Regions from separate parts of the Mus musculus genome. Here region 2 is linked to region 1. The links are chromatin loops, found by intact Hi-C in ENCODE. Cell type or tissue: left cerebral cortex. All regions are shown on one strand.

Region 1 (8,000 bases):
GAATCTGGAATGAAGCTTTAAAAAACAAACAAACAAACCCAAAAGCATCTCACTTATTCTGGCAGATTGAATTTGAGGTCAGCCTCTTCTATATAGTGAGTTCCAGGACAGCCAGAGCTATGCAGCCTGTCTCAAAAAACAAACAAACAAATAAACAAACAAAAAGCAACCAAACAACAAAAATTACTAGAGATGCTTAGTAAGTGATTGTAGTGAACAGTAACAGCATGATATACAGTAACACTTTTTCCTATGGATGGACCATAGAGAAACTTTGCTTATCTGTTTTCCCATGTGTAAAAATTTTAACAGAAATGGTGATAAAGGTGACACCTGACACTGACTTGTGGCCTCACATGCACACACATACATGTGCACACATGTGAACTCATCCATTCATACACACAACAATGACTATTATCATGTGAGAATAATGTACAAAAAGTTCTTAGCACAGTTCACAGATGCTCAAAAGCAGAACAAGGAGAGATGGACTTGGGGCACACTCCAGTGTGGAGTCTTAGAACTCTAAGTGCCCATAGGAAGAGGAGTGCTAGAAATGCAGACTTGAGCCTGCCATGGTGGCCAAAGCATAAGCTGCACAGAGAAACCCTGGCTGGAAAACAAAAAAGCAGTGAAATCTTGTCATGCCTTGGATTGTTCAAGGAACAAAAGATCACATTTCCCAATGCACAGCGACAGGTTCCTGCTTAGTAAATTTTTTTCATCTGCTCTGACATGTAGTTGATCCTGTGTCCTAGGGAAAGTTCTGTTTTCTAGTTATCTGACCTGTAGACTGCCCTCTAAACCTTTCTCTCCCCCAGCTTTCAAATGCTTTGCTCTCTGTTGGCTTTGGACCTCTCCATCTATGGTTCCCCATCATTGTTCATCTGAAAGTTTTAGATTCCCTTGTCTCCTGTCCATTCTTTAGTACTTAATTCTCGACAGTCCCTTACATGTGACCGTGGAGCTGGGGAAATACAGGTGGTGGGTCAAAGGCAAGCCCTGTAGTGTGGCCACTGCCAATAGGGAATGTTTACTCTCCAGAAGTCTTACAGCACTGTTTCCCACTCCTGGAGCTGAGGTGAGGATGCTGACCTGGGCATAGGGCTGGGATCAAAGCCCTGAGTTTGAGGGGTAGGGAGATGACTTAGTAAAGGGTTTGCTGCACAAGCAGGAGAACCTGAGATCCCCGGCTCCCTTTCAAAGCCAGCTGCAGCAGTATGCAGTTTTAATCCCAGTGCCTAGAAGGCAGAGATAAGGGCATCCCCAAGGGGCTTGCTGGCCAGTTAGTTAGTCTAGCTGGACTCACATTGAACTTCAGGTTAGTGGTAGACCCTGCCTCAAAAATTAATCTACAGAAATGACTGAAGAAGGCACTTCACAAAGATCTGTGTGTGTGTGTGTGTGTGTGTGTGTGTGTGTGTGTGTGTGTGCGCGCGCGCGCGCGCGTGCGTGCCTAAGACACACACAGACACACGCTAAAAAGTAAGTTTGAATACGAGGTGGTAAACCTCAAGTGTTTGGTTCTAAATGGGATTCTACCTTTATTTTATTTTTTTTTTCTAATCAGCTGCTTGAAGGGGAATCCTTCAAAGTCTCATTCTCAGCTTCTCCATCATCTTTAACTTCATGAAAACAGTTATTTCAAATATAAGAATTATTTCTATGAAATTTCTTTCAAAGTTAGGAGAGAGGCCGAGGGGACTTGGGAGGCTCTTGTCCCCATTCTTGAGACTCACCCACCTTTCCTTACCATACCCTCAAGCCCTCACCCATCTGTCCACTCAGCTGCTAGTCCTTAGCAAATGGGGCAACCCGATTTCCCGCCTTTCCTTGGCCAAGAGCTCCCCAGGACCAATCGGGTGGTGGGGACTTGACATGTCCTGGTAGGGGAGCTAGCTGGGTCCCGCCCCCTCCCGCCCCCTTCACAGGTGCAGCCCTAATCCCCCCTGGCCTAGATATCCGGCAGCCTCTGAGAACCCGGGCTCTGTGATGTAATGCGCTTTTTTCACACTCCCGGCTTAAATACAGATGGAAATTGTTGTCATGTGTTAGAAATGTCGCCAGTGATATAAAAGGCGCAAGCTTGAGCATCTTCTCTCCCTTCTCGCACATCAGCTGCTCCTCCAGCCAGAGCCTGTGCCCTGGAAAACCCACTCAGTGGTCAGGTGGCCAAGGAGCCCCTAGCTAGCTTAGGAAGGGGTTCAGATCCCACTCCCCACCCCCGCCTCTCCTTACAGCCGCTGCGGAGCCGAAGACCAGCGTGGTGGGAGGCTCTTTCAGGCGCACAAAAGGAAGGATTAATCTTGGCGATTGGCTGGGCTTTTGCAGGCAAGTACAAGTCCATGATCTTCCCAGGCCAACCCCTGCCCACCTCTGGATTCGAACGCTCGGCCACTGGAAGAAGGCTGGGATCAGGCAGGCTGTGACCGGAGCGCCTGCCACCGGAGGTTTGCGCTTGGGTTGTGGGAACATCCATGGAGGTGAAGATGCCATGTGTGGTGTGTGGACCAGGGAGGAGGGGAGACTGTGGGCCAGCTTGGGAGGGCCAGATGGCTGAGGCTGCGTTTTAATTCAACGGGCAGGCAGGCCCCGTTTGGCTGGGCAGGGTGGGAGGAGAAGCAGGGAAGGGAGAAAAAAAAAAAAAATCAGAGGTCAGTGGGTAGGGAGAGGCTGGGCTCCAGAGCAGATGCCTGGCGAACAATGGGGCTTTTGAAGGGGATGCTGGAGGAAGTGTGGCGTGCGCTTTGTATTGCCTCCTCCGCATTGCAGGTTGGAATCGGGCAGCTAAATTTTAATGAAGTGCATTCCAAAGTGTGCTAGTCAGCCTGGGTTTGGGGAGCCAGAGCGAGGGGCGGCCCCCAGGCTTTGCTGAATGGGGACTGGGGGTGGGCGGGGGAGGGGGGCCACCGAAACGAGTTCCTGATGGATGGTAAAGGAGGAGATGAAAGCCTGCTCAGTGTGGAGGGCAGGGGAAGGGGAGGGGGAAAGCCTTAGGCCCCCGTGCATATTAATAGGCTCCAGCAGGTGTTGGTAAATGCATGTTGCTGCATTGTTCCGGCGCCCAGGCTGGAGTAGGCGGGGAGACAGCGACTGCTTCTCCTGGCGGTAGTGGGCAAATGCCTTTGCACTTTGAGAGAGCTTCACAAGCTCTCCAGAAAATAAAGAGGAAAAGGACCACCATCCCTCTCTCCTCTCCCCCACTTTTAAAGGGGGGATGTACATGCAGAAGGCTTCTTAGGTTTGCTTCCTGGAGATTAACATGTGTTTGTGAGAACACTGTCTTGTCTAGGTAAGGTATGCTTGTCTGTGGGCATCAGTAAATAGAGGAATCTGGAGTCTGGTTTGTAAGTGCTTGGGAGCTGGAAGGTTGTTCTCCCTGGCTGGTTCTTAATGGACCAATCCTGGAAGACTGGTATCTTTATTTCTTTAAAGAGACAGGAGGGTGTACCTTCTTCCCTCTTCTCAAACTCGGAGTCTGTCTGACCGAGTAGCAGGGGGCAGTGAAGTGTGCAAGGGGGCTGTCTCATCCCCAGAGTTGGCCTTCCACACAAAGGGAGTGGATTTGTGTCCGAACTAAATGGCTTGAGGGTCTGTGTTGTTTATTTGTACGGATTAGGAATAGGCCCTTTCTCTCTCCAAGAGTTGACGGTGCCTATCCAGTGAGAATCATTTAGGAGGCTTTTTAGTTAGGACTGTGCACTGCTCAGATAACCCTCGCTGGCTTTGTTGTTTGCTGGCATGCTTGTTTTTAACTACTCTTGACCAGAACCTATTCAGTGTTTTCAAAAGGTTCAAACGTGTTCATTGGAGGTTCAGATGAAAACTGAAAGTGTCTGTAGAGGAAGGGGAGTGTGACTCTTATTTTGAAAATATTTAACCATGGGTTTATATACAATATATCCATATATATTACATATGTATAAAGCTATGCACATTTTAACATACACTAACATTGCATTTTGGTTCTGGGGGAAATGATTTGGTTGAGAAAGGCTTTCATTGTATCACCCATGAGGCCAGTGCCTTCTGAAAACTGGTGTTTTACCAGAACTTCAAATCCTGCCTTGGGGGGGGACATGTTCAGATTCTTTTCATGATTGAACTTGCACAGCCCCTAGTCAGCGAGGCCGAGCTCCCCACTTGTCTATGAGTTTGCCTGCTGCTGAAAGCCTGAGCAGATTAATGCTATCAACACTGTCTTGATTCCTCCATCCCTCAGCTGAGAGAACAGGAGCTGCCTTTGCCCCTGGCCCTCTTTCCCCTCTGAGGCTGGGAGGGTAGGGTAGGGGAAAGAGGATGGAGCAGGAGGAAGGGATTGTGGCTGAGGCCCACCTTTGACTCCCCAGCCCCTCTGGACCCCACCAAGTCAAACGTTAGAGCCTTCCTTCTTCACGTCCCTCTGTAGTTTCTCAAGCTGCAAATTTCAAGTTGTGTTTCTATGGCAATGCCTTGAAGAAAATGTTTGATACTGTATCTGCCTCTCTTGTGTTTTTACTACAGAGGTGAAATTGGCCTGGTTTTTGTGGTTGTTGTTGTTGGTGGTGGTGGTGATGGTGGTGGTGGGTTTGGTTTTGTTTTCACTGAATAGGCTTGAGGTTTACCTGCTGGTCCTTGTTGAGCAGAAAGCAGGGGGCAGTTGTGTTTGTTACAGAACTTTTCCCTAGAAGACTAGAGTTTTCATGTACAACCCAGGGTGTGTCCACTGGAGCAACCATCCAGTGGATGTATTCACCACTGAGACAGTTTCTGTGATACACCGCTGTAGATGGGCCTTTTGACACATGAAATAATACATAGTCCATGAGTATTTGGTACAAAAGAAATCATGGCTGTAGCCGATGTGCATCAGGAACGTACTCCGCTTCAGTCTTGTCATGCACATGGAAGTGTAAGAAGGGAGAAAGCAGAGGAAGAAAGAAGAAAACCTTTATATTCACAGAGTCAAGCCCTGATGTATTAGTACCAGTTACCAGAATGAATAAACAAATAGAAAGTTGTACTTTCTCTTGGCACCTAGGCAGTGTCTTTAAAGCTGTTAAGGAAACAGCAAAGGAGATGGCCTGTTTCATGACATACATGTACCGCAAAGTATGTAGCTCAGTGTGTCTTTTCTAATGTGAGCTTCTTAGCCTTTCCACAGGGAGTAGATTTAGCCCTAAATGGGAAAGAGTTCCCCAAGGTAATAATGACTATAGAGGAGAGAATACCAGAGAAAGCAGAGTGGAGGACAACTCTCCATTCAAAAAACAATTTTTTTTTCCCTTTGCAATCGTAGTTTTTAGGCAAAATCCAGTTCATTTGGTAACCATTATTCCCACAGCCTGTTTATTTTCTCCTTTAAAGAATTATGTTGATAATCAGTCCCCAAATATTTGAATGTAAGCACATCCTCGCCGTCATACTGACACCCTCTGGCACCAGACAAACTGTCATAGCATTTCTGAGAAGGAAGGCAGCAATGCCAGTCACTGATTTGGGAACGCAGCAGAAGCCTGTGTGACAGGGTCTCTCCTCTGCTTGGCTTCCGGTCTTCTGAAGTGTTATGAACACATGCTCCAGATATCTTGTTCTGGATCTTCAGCAGTTTCTGCCATTTTTGGTCTCCAGCACATCTACACAGTGTCAGGAATGCCCACAACTGGGGGAATTATGGCTAACCAGTCCCTCCCAAGTACTGCAGTGTGTCCATTCTCTTTGGCAACTTACCTGACTCTGGGTCTATACTAATGAAAGTGACTCTTGTTCCATTTGCTCCAAGGGTCTGCTGAGTTGATGACTGTGTGCCATGCCATGTAGATACTTGGTTTGGTTTGGTTTGATTTGGTTTGGTTTGGCTTGGCTTGGTTTATTCTTCCTATACAGGTCTTGGCCTCTGGTTACTCATTTTGATTCTTTTTTTTTTTTTTTCCCCCAAGGAGATTGGCACCTTTAAAGTTTCAACAGACTATTAGATTCGGGCATAAAATCAATGGGAAAATGTTGTTTGACATTTAATATGATGTTTGAAAGGATCCAAAAACATGAAAGTAAAAAGAGACCCCGGGCTTGAAAATGACCCACTAGACTCAAACCTCTTCAATGTTCGTGATTGCCTGATGTGAATGGGAAAGGAGGAAAAGTCCTTCTGGATAAACTTCTATTCTCTGGAATTCTTTGTTTGTGGAGGGTTTGCTGCTTTCCTTTCTGGCTCTTAGTTCTGAGTGCCAAGCCTGGAGTAACCATGTGGGCAGTGAATGCACCAGGAACCCTGAGCAGTCATTTTGAAGTTCGATCTGAGTCCTAGAGTGCTGTTGCTTTTGCCAGTACTTGAAAAATCACTTCAAAAGTAGAGAAAGGTGGGCACAGGATCCCTTGTTTTTAAAGATGCATGTTCTTTCTGCACACTAGATAGTGGATCCCATATTTATGAAATTAAAAAAAAAGGCACTTAGCTTTCTGCTCAGAGTTTAGCTGATCTTCAAGGTGATGCTAAATTATTGTGTGGGGTGTATTTCTGTTCCACAGTAAGATTAGAGCCACGTGAACCTACAAATTTGACAACAGCTATATGAAATAACTTGCCTAAAAGGAGTAAGTGCCATAATTTTCTAATTAATTGTGGAACAATGCCAAAGAGTGTTGCTTTAGAAATACTAAGTATAGATAGGGCCCTGAAAGGGAGGCTAGTCGGCAAAAATTTAGCTCTTTTTAATGATGCTTAGCACCTGGGTGTATGTAAACCTTTGCTACTTCTCTTTATGGCTTTGTGGACCTTTACATCATTATTGACATTTCTGTCTAGTGGCGATACTCAACTGAAAGTAGCATGTGTGTGGGTGCCTACTCTGTGACCTTGAATATTGAAGATTGTAATATAGCAAAGAAGACTAGGTCTTCCTTAGCTTCTGAAGCTTGAGTTAGAACCCATGTTGATTTAATCCAGTCAAGGTAAGGAAAAGAGGATAAGGTAGAAATGATTATTGAAAAATACTTTCCCTATGTGAAGTTTATTCCTAAAAGGTATAAAAGACTTGATTATTTACAAATAAGGTCAATCACAAGGATAAATGTAATATATAATTTCCAGTTGATCTCAATCTCATACTTCAAAAGGACTGCTTGTGTATGTGCTCTCAAGTTCCACATTAATATATGCAGTCAGAATTTAGTCAACGCCACTGTATTCTACTTGGAATTGACATCTTAAGACAATAATTAAAATATCCCTGCCATTGGTAGCAAATACCCCATGTCCTGAGGTGTGGGATAGAGTGGTATAATGCGTTTAATTTCATTTGATGCCAAGACTTTGGGTCCCTCTTCCATCCCCAGTTGATAAACAGGAACTAGTCTCACCCATGAATTCTGTGTGTTACCATCAATCACATCCGGGTAACTTTCCATGTCGGCGCGTGTTTGCCGACTTCCTGCTTTCTAGTCATCATCTGTGTTTTCAGGCTGCTTCATGCTTAAGCCAGCTCACAAGGAAGATTTAGACATTGCGCAAATACTGAGTTTGCAACTTCTCTGTGCGGAGAACCATTGGGGTGCTGGAGATTTATGATCAACCGGATGGACAAAGATCCAGCATGGGGATCTTCATGTGTGCTATAGTCAGGAGCGTTGGGCAATGGTCAGTTATTTGGAAGGCAGAACAGTGCAGATGTGGTGGGGGTCTGGGGAGGAGAGTATGTCCAGGAACGTGGGGATTGGGTACATTGTGGTTTGCAGTATGGTCTTTAAGGTGTCAGGTTAGGCCCCACAGGGAAGGAAACATAAAACGTGAGAGAGTGAGGGAAAGGATTATGTGTGGATGATGGACCATCCAGTACAGATACTACAGTAGAAGTGCTAAGTGCACTTTCTGAGAAGTAGCAAGAGAATGGCTGGAGTAGAGAAGATGGCAGAACTGTGGAGAGAGTTCTGACTGCAGGACAAATGGTGCTTGGCATTTTAGGGCACAACCACACTACTGACAATGGGTGGCAGCCATTGCAGGGTGCTGACTAGATGGC
Region 2 (8,000 bases), 120 kb after region 1:
TTGAGTATTTCGTGCCTTTATAGTGGTCTTTTCCAAAGTGAAAGTAAATTATGCACAAGTGTTATCATCTCCTTTAAAAAACATCTCATATTTTAATGTCTTGGTGGTTCAGTAGATAAGAAATAGCAAATCATGATTTAACTTATAGCAAAGAGGAGGTCCACAAAGCAGATCTAACAGGTCAGATTCAGTGAATCACCTCTGTCAGTGCAGGGGTAGTCCTGAGGAGTAGACACCAGGAGTAGATGCCAAGAGTAGTCCCAAGGGATGACTCAGGAGTAGTCTCTCTAGTAGACTTCAGGAGTGATCTTCAGTAAACCACAGGAGTAGACTCCAGGAGTAGTCTCCAGGAGTAGATCCCAGGAGTGGTTCCAAAGACTAGTTCCCAAGAGAAAACCTGAGGGATTGACCCTAGGAATAGACCTCATGAGTAGACCCCAGGAGTAGTCCTTAGGAATAGACTCCTGAAGTCCCCTCAAGCAGACTCATATAGTGGTCTTCAGTATCCAACAGGAGTCTTCTCCAAGAGTAGATTCCAAGCATAGATCCCTAGATTGGTCCCAGGAGTGGTCCCCAGATTTATTCCCATGAGTATACCTGTTCCTTTACCTGTCCTCTGTGAACATGTTAATGGGGATTCTTGGCAGAAAGCAAAGTCAAACTCATGGTAGTCGCTGTAGTTATTGGTGGATTTCCTGTTCTACCTACTATAAATTCCTATTGGTCTCAAAGTCTGACTTCTTTATCATTCTCAATTGAAATCCTAGCATCTAAGGACAGCATTTGTTTCCAGGCCATCATTGATAAATTAGTCTTACCACCAATTTATACACTGACAAAGAGGCCAAATATGAGCTATATAAACTCCTGCCTTAATACCAAGAAGGCAAGTAGCACAAAGCAATGACATATGCTGAGAGAATAGCTCAGTGGCATAGCACATGCCCAGCATACAAGTTCTGGGCCTGATTCCAAACAATGATCTGAGGATTGGGGGTGGCAGGGGATGGAGAAAGAAAATAGAGAAGGGAAAGACAGGAAGGGTTGCTTGATGTGTCTGTGTGGTAGGATAACCTCAGCATGTAAAGAATATGTTAAATAAATACTAATTTATGGCACTGATGCTCTGTCATGCACTAACTCAAACTGATGCTTTCAGTTAACTAACACTACCTCTTCTGTGATGTATGTGTAAAAGGAATTGCTCCAAATAACTTTGCCCTGTCTACCTCTTTAACTTGCAGTCCACCAACACTGAGCTAACAGCCCCTTGAACAACAGCGCAATAAGGTCCTAGCTCTGCTTTAGACTGGCTTTGCTAAATTTATGGCAGTCCCGTCCAAATGTAGAAGTACTATGTGAGCATACTCACCAGGACATTAAAAAATAATCCGACATTGCTGTTGTCCTTTGCTTGGGTCATTTAATGAAATTGTACCCCATAATGATGCCAGTATAACATTCAGTGTCTGTAGTGGGACCCCAGATAGAATAATGGCCACATGCATCCTGAGGCCAAAGCCTGTACCTTCTTTCTGATGTGATGATAGCAGACACTCAGCAATGAGCAGACACTAATCAGAGGACTGGTGGTCGAACGCTGGGTAGTGGGACAGTCTTCAACAAACAGTTCCTGAATTCCAGAGCTACGAGGAGCCACTCAGGGTAAATACTTCTTATCTACTCAATGGTGGTAGAATTATACTGTTGGCCAAAGTACACTATTATTTGGAAACCCATAAACATTAAGAAAGCAATTTTTGGGACTGGAGAGACAGATCAGTGAGTATGTCTTGGCTGCTCAAGATTGAGGAGCTAAGTTCAAGTCACTGATAGGAGTAAAATTAAGACTTTAAAGAACTCACCCGCTACCTTACTTTATGTCCATACATTCTTTGGTGAACTGTCTGAAACATGGTTCTTGTATGAACTGAGTCTTTTTCAATTTGGTACTTTAAAAAAAGTCCCTTTAAATATATACCTCAATCTTGTTGTTTGTAGCAAGGAACCATATTAGTATTTAGTAGTAGGTCTGGGGGTCTTGGGGCACATTTCTGCATGGGAAGTTCAACTTCCAGAAGAATGTCAGAAATGAGTGTGTGTTGACTTCTGTGGAGTTAAGGATGAGTCTTTTTATTCTTGCTAATTACTCAATTTATATTGATATCTATTAATTTCAAGATGATTTCTGGTATTGTTTGATGACTTTTCTGTTCTAGATTTCTATTAACCTGTACTTTTAGATATAAGTTGTGAGACTTGATTTGAATTGGTTTAAGAAGGAAAGTGATTTTAAGGAATGAAGCAGTTGAGTAGCCTGATGGACAGCCCTGGTTTCAGACATGAATCTTAGGCAATGTCCACCACCTTTCCTCTCTACTCTTCTCTGTGTAGGTCTTACTAAGACATATGGCCCCTGGCATACCAAGTGTAAATACCTGTCTGTCTACCTGATTATCTCAGCATCAACAAGCTGCCAGTTGCTCTACCAGAGTTTGTACACCTGATGTGCTGCTTAGTTTTATGTTAGCTTGACACAAGCTAGTCATTGAAGAAGAGGGACTCTTAAGTTAAGAAAATGACTCCAGTATGATTTGCTTGTAGGCAAGTCTGTAGTGCATTTTCTTGGTTAACAATTGGTATGTGAGGGCCAACTGTCTGGGGGCAGTGCCACTCCTGGGCAGGTGATCCTGGGTTATATCTTTATATATATATGTGTGTGTGTGTATGTGTGTGTGTGTGTGTGTGTGTGTGTGTGTGTGTATCCACCCACATGATAACCATTCAGCCTGCATGTGTGTGTATACACACACACACACACACACATGCAGGCCGAATAAACCATGGGGAATAAGCCAGTAAGCAGCACTCCTCCATGCCCTCAGCCAGTTCCTGTCTCCAGATTTCTGCTTTGAGTTCCTGGTCTAATTTCCCTCTGATAGATTACAATAGAAAGCACAAATAAACCTTTTCCTCCCCAAAGTTGCTTTTGGTTTTGGTGTTTTATGATAGCAATAGAAATGTAATTTAAGACACCCGACCTTCATGTTTAGCCTTGCAACATTTACGAGTGCCTGAAGCAATAGAAAAGGCAGAAATGAGAGAATCTCCCTAAATCCAAAAGTGTAAATGGGAACCACAAATGGGTTTGTCTGTTTCTATCTGGACCACCTAGACCAAGAATGGCCTCCATACAGGAGCCTGAATGATGTCACCAAAATAAGAGGTGGGAGATGTTGGCCAGAGAAGTCCTATAGATGGCCTAGTTAGTGGTGCTAGGCTCTGGCAGAACTGCTCATCTTTTGTAGGCTTGGCCTTCTGCCATCCACCTTTTGGAGAACCTTCCTTCTGGGGTGTTGACTTCACCAGCCGTTCATCAGACGACGTGAGAATCTATGTTTTATCTCCGATTCTCAGACCATCTCTCCTAGACTCAGAAATGTCTACAGAGGGATGACGTGGGAGACAGAAAATGACTGTCCTGGTTATTCTATGTCGAATCCCCATGAAGTTTGACATCCAATCTCACCATCCTCTATAAAAACATCAGCAGGAATGTCAGCAGGGCTGGTTATGGGTGTTTGGATGGCATCATCCTTGATGTTTCTGGTTAATACAGAGGCAAGGGAGACACGTTCACTGAGAACCTTCCTTTAAGATCCACCCACATGATAACCATTCTGAGGTAACTGTCTTGGTTTTCACAAGAATAGTCTCTTTAGTTTCCCAAAGGAGTCTCAGTTCTGACTCACTGTATGCCAGTGAGTCTTCATATTCTAAACTTTCATATTCTTTCCAAATTTGTCAGTATTTGATCTTTCCTGGTATCTATCAAAAGTCTTCTAAAAGCTTACACAAAAATACCACTGTGCCTGTATGTTCAATTTGAGCTCCCCTGACCTCCACTCCCTACCCTCCCCCAAATTGGGAAACTGGATAAATTTATGGAATGAGAGTTGAGCTCAGTTTGAGGACATCTTGGAATAGAACCTTTAGGGTTCCAGTTGATACATTGGTTTCTTCTTTGATATCTTCAAGATATTTTAAGTTTTGCTATTTTTGTTTTGTTTGGGCGGATCCTTTTGTGCTAGATATTGAACCAAGCCCCTGCATGTGACAAGCCTATGCTCTGCTGCTCAACTGTATCACCAGCCATGCTAGTCACTCTGATTCCTTCTGTTTATCCAAGTGAAGCAGAAGCCATAGCTGATAACCAGCAATTAGGAAAAGATAAGGTCTGTTTTAAAAAAAAATGTAGATGCTGGATTGGTGGGGGTAGGGATGGGGGTCCTCCTCCTCCTCCTCCTCCTCTTCTTCTTCCTCTTCCTCCTTCTTCTCCTTCTCTTTCTTCTTCTCTTAAAATGGTCAAGTGATTTCTGTCTGAGTCTATTAATGGTGGCACATTACACCTACTGACTGAATCATCTCCCAACCATTTCTGGAATAAAGCCAACTTGAACAGGATGAAAGCTCTTTTTGACGGGTTCTAGAATTCGGTTTGCAAGTGTTTTATTGAGAATTTTTGCAACTGCATTCATCAGAGATACACAGTACAGGAATTTCATAATGATTAAATGCCTACCTATTGGTAAGTCATCTCTAACACCCTCACTGAGGCTCAGAAAATATTGCAGAGGAAGGAATGAAAGAATGTAAGAGCTCAGAAAGCTGGAAAGTAGTGTGGAACTCTAACAACTAGGCATGACATCACTGGTGCAGCCTTCATCCCAGCATCCCTGATTACATGTTCAAGGTCTCTGTAAGATTGGGCTTGGCAGTGGGCTGCTATGAAAGAGGAAGTGGCTCACAAAGTCCCACACCCCATGATGATTTATACATAATTACTGGTTGATTAGAGGAGACAGAGGCACTTTCTTCAATGACACTGTCATTGGCAATGCATTCGTAAGTTTCTATAAGCAGCGCAATGAGAAACTCATGGGTCACTAGAAGATGCAAGAGTAAAATAGAAGGCAGGCTACATGCGAAGAGAAGATGAGAGGGTATAAAATAGGGTAGTGAGTTAATATAATGCAAACATATTATACACATGTGCGGAGATGACATAACGCAGGGCTTTATTATGCATAATTAATATCTGTTAACAGAATCTAGGATCACAAATGAGTGTGGGGAAAGAACACAGATGTATTCGTGTGTGTTTCCCAGGCTTGTGCTGTGTTGTTGAACAGTTCTGTACTTGTTTTTCTCTCTCCCTGTGCCTGACGCAGCCGACTCTGGAGACCAGGACGAGCACACTCTCCAAGAAGCAACGCTCCCGCCTGTGAATAGTAGCATCCTCGCTGCTCCCATCACGGACCCTTCTCAGAAGTTCCCTCAGTACCTACCTCTTTCTGCAGAGGATAATTTAGGTCCTCTACCTGAAAACTGGGAGATGGCCTATACTGAAAATGGAGAAGTCTATTTCATAGAGTAATGTATACCATTTTCTCTACTGAAAATGCCCTTCTCTCTGTCCCTTCCCGTTCCTGCTCTGCATATCAGTTAAGCCTGAGGAAACTGATCCCACGCCCACATTATTCTTCTCCGACATTAAACAGGCTTCTCATAAAAACAGTTTTCATCCATATCATTCTTAATTATTCAGTGTGAAAAGGTTTTAGGAAGCATAAGATCTATAATTTCTTGAAGGGGTAAGACAACTGGATCTTGCTATATAATTATAATAAATAACTATTCTATTTAGCCATTAAAATGATAAATTGTTGGCATGTTTTTCTTAACAAGTCTTTAGTTTTCTTACTCCTTAGTTTTCAGGCTTCTTCATCCATTCTGGACATAATTTATTGTAATTGCGATTTTTCTCAAGTGTGACTCTACATTGCTTTTCAAAGTCCAGGAGCTTTTAATTTGACTGATGTGGACTATGTTTTTTCCCCTTTGTGTTTTGTGCCACTGTGGTGTAGCAAGACTCTGCTTTCCACAGCATGTACTATTTTTTTATAGATCACAGATGGATGGGTGGTCAATTATTCTATTAGAGCAGTAGTATAATGTTCTAATTGTATTCCCAGTACATAAACAAAATATAGATAGATGTATTATCCTCACATAAATGCCCTATTAATTGAATCAGCAAAAGGAAGCATTGCCAAAGAATATTTAAAGCACTTCAACTTTCTAAAATGCATTCATGCGTCTAAGTGAAGGTTCTGTGTTCTAACTGTACTATACATTTCTGTGAGTTTTAAAATTTCATAGATGTCATATATTTTGTTATTAGAAAAAGGGCAATTAAAAATTAAAATTATTCATTTTCCTAAATTTTCCTAAGCACGTGGGCGTGAGAAAGAAAGCTAGAGGCTCAGAACAGTCACTTTTGAAACCCAGCTGGGAAGAAGTTTGCGAGGCATGGGGGGAGCTCTGGTATTCTCCAGCCAGAGGGCAGAGACACCCACGGCTCTGCCTGGTTCTTGTTAATAGTGGATGCTTATTAAACACAGCAGCATAGAAGGCACAGTGGTCAGTGCTTTGTGTTCTCCACTTCTCAGCTGTGTGACCTGGGATCCTTGCTTCTTCGGCCCTCTCCCTTATCTGTAAAAGGTTTTGATGGATGGTACCCACGTTTCCTGAGGGTTGGGGAGAGTGCTGCTTAACGTGCCTGGATCGGTAACATTTAGCATCACTGCTTCCGTTCCTACCACATTCATCACATGCATGAATTTCAACATTGCTCAAAGAAAACTGGATACCACATTTAAGTTCAAACATTCATAGTGAGATTCCATAGCAAATTGCCTTTGAAACTATGTCCATTAACTAGAATTATGCCAAACAAAGGAATATATAATAGAGATGTTCCCAGTACCAAATAATGTGTGAAATAGACATTCCTGGAAAAGAATCTGCCAATAATTTTGCCAAGGACTGAGTTGATAAGTTTTAGAAAAATAAGTTCAATATTCTAACAGTGTATGAAAAGTCAGCCCCATACTACAGTTGGCTGAAGTACATACTCTGTCCTCTTTGTAAGTTAACATAGCTTTGGCCTTTATCGCTCTAATCTCAAAAATTGTGGCGTATTAGCTGTATACTTCATTTAAGGTTAGAGATATAGTTTAATGGTAGAGCTCCTCCCTTGTATATATGAAGGCTATATTTGATCCCTAGCACATACATACATACATACATACATACATACATGTTCACTTATATGTATAAACATTCATACATACTTGCAATTTATATGCTAACCTAAATTTTATACATACATACATACATACACACACGCACACACACGCACCCCTAAACTTTCAGCGGTCTTTTCATTCGGAAATGAACTTAGAGTATCTTGCATTGAATGGCAAGTTAAATTAGATATGAATCTAATGAATGCGTGTTTTTTAGATTTAGAAAAATATAAATACTAGATTGGTTTTGTTTGCAGTTTGCAGAAAATCTAAAATACTATAAAGATGACCACTAAAGACAAAACATAGACCTAGAAACCTCATGCATTGTGTAGCAAACTGGCGTGGAGGACTGAGAGGAGCCAGTGAGCAGGCTGTCTCAAGCGTGCCAGCAAAGGAATATGGAGCTTTCTTTTTAGTTCAGTTATCCCAGGCTTTGAGCAAAAGGAACTGGCAACCCAGAAACACTAGCAGAGAGACAGCCAGACGGTCCTGATGTAAGCCTGCTTTCTCTAGAAACACTAGCAGAGAGATAGACAGATGGTCCTGATGCAAGCCTGCTTTCTCTAGAAACACTAGCAGAGAGACAGCCAGACGGTCCTGATGCAAGCCTGCTTTCTCTAGAAACACTAGCAGAGAGATAGACAGACGGTCCTGATGCAAGCCTGCTTTCTCTAGAAACACTAGCAGAGAGACAGCCAGACGGTCCTGATGCAAGCCTGCTTTCTCTAGAAACACTAGCAAAGAGATAGACAGATGGTCCTGATGCAAGCCTGCTTTCTCTAGAAACACTAGCAGAGAGACAGCCAGATGGTCCTGATGCAAGCCTGCTTTCTCTAGAAACACTAG

The links. Hi-C counts contacts between places; a loop is a spot of excess contacts. Peaks named below come from ENCODE experiments on the same cell type or tissue, not always from the same donor. Only the 100,000 strongest peaks of a DNase experiment are listed, where the experiment ranks them.
Region 2: it touches region 1 in a loop (2.2-fold over the local background); 5 of 42 quality-filtered maps call a loop at or near these places.

Annotation. Positions count from the first base shown.
Region 1 is chr6:93,907,658-93,915,657 of GRCm38, reverse strand. All of the region lies in intron 2 of Magi1 (membrane associated guanylate kinase, WW and PDZ domain containing 1), which reads left to right. Among named protein-coding and RNA genes, the nearest start is that of Gm22840, 21 kb to the right of the region's middle. In left cerebral cortex, a CTCF peak has its summit at 3,097; DNase peaks (open chromatin) are centred at 2,633, 3,103, 3,322, 5,527 and 1 more place; H3K4me3 peaks cover 2,761 bases; H3K27ac peaks cover 2,201 bases.
Region 2 is chr6:93,782,878-93,790,877 of GRCm38, reverse strand. It overlaps Magi1 (membrane associated guanylate kinase, WW and PDZ domain containing 1), which reads left to right. Exons shown (of 24, transcript NM_001029850.4): 5 at 5,232-5,433. Among named protein-coding and RNA genes, the nearest start is that of Gm23035, 6.9 kb to the left of the region's middle. In left cerebral cortex, no CTCF peak of the experiment used is centred here; DNase peaks (open chromatin) are centred at 4,497, 4,692, 4,700, 7,730 and 3 more places; H3K27ac peaks cover 935 bases.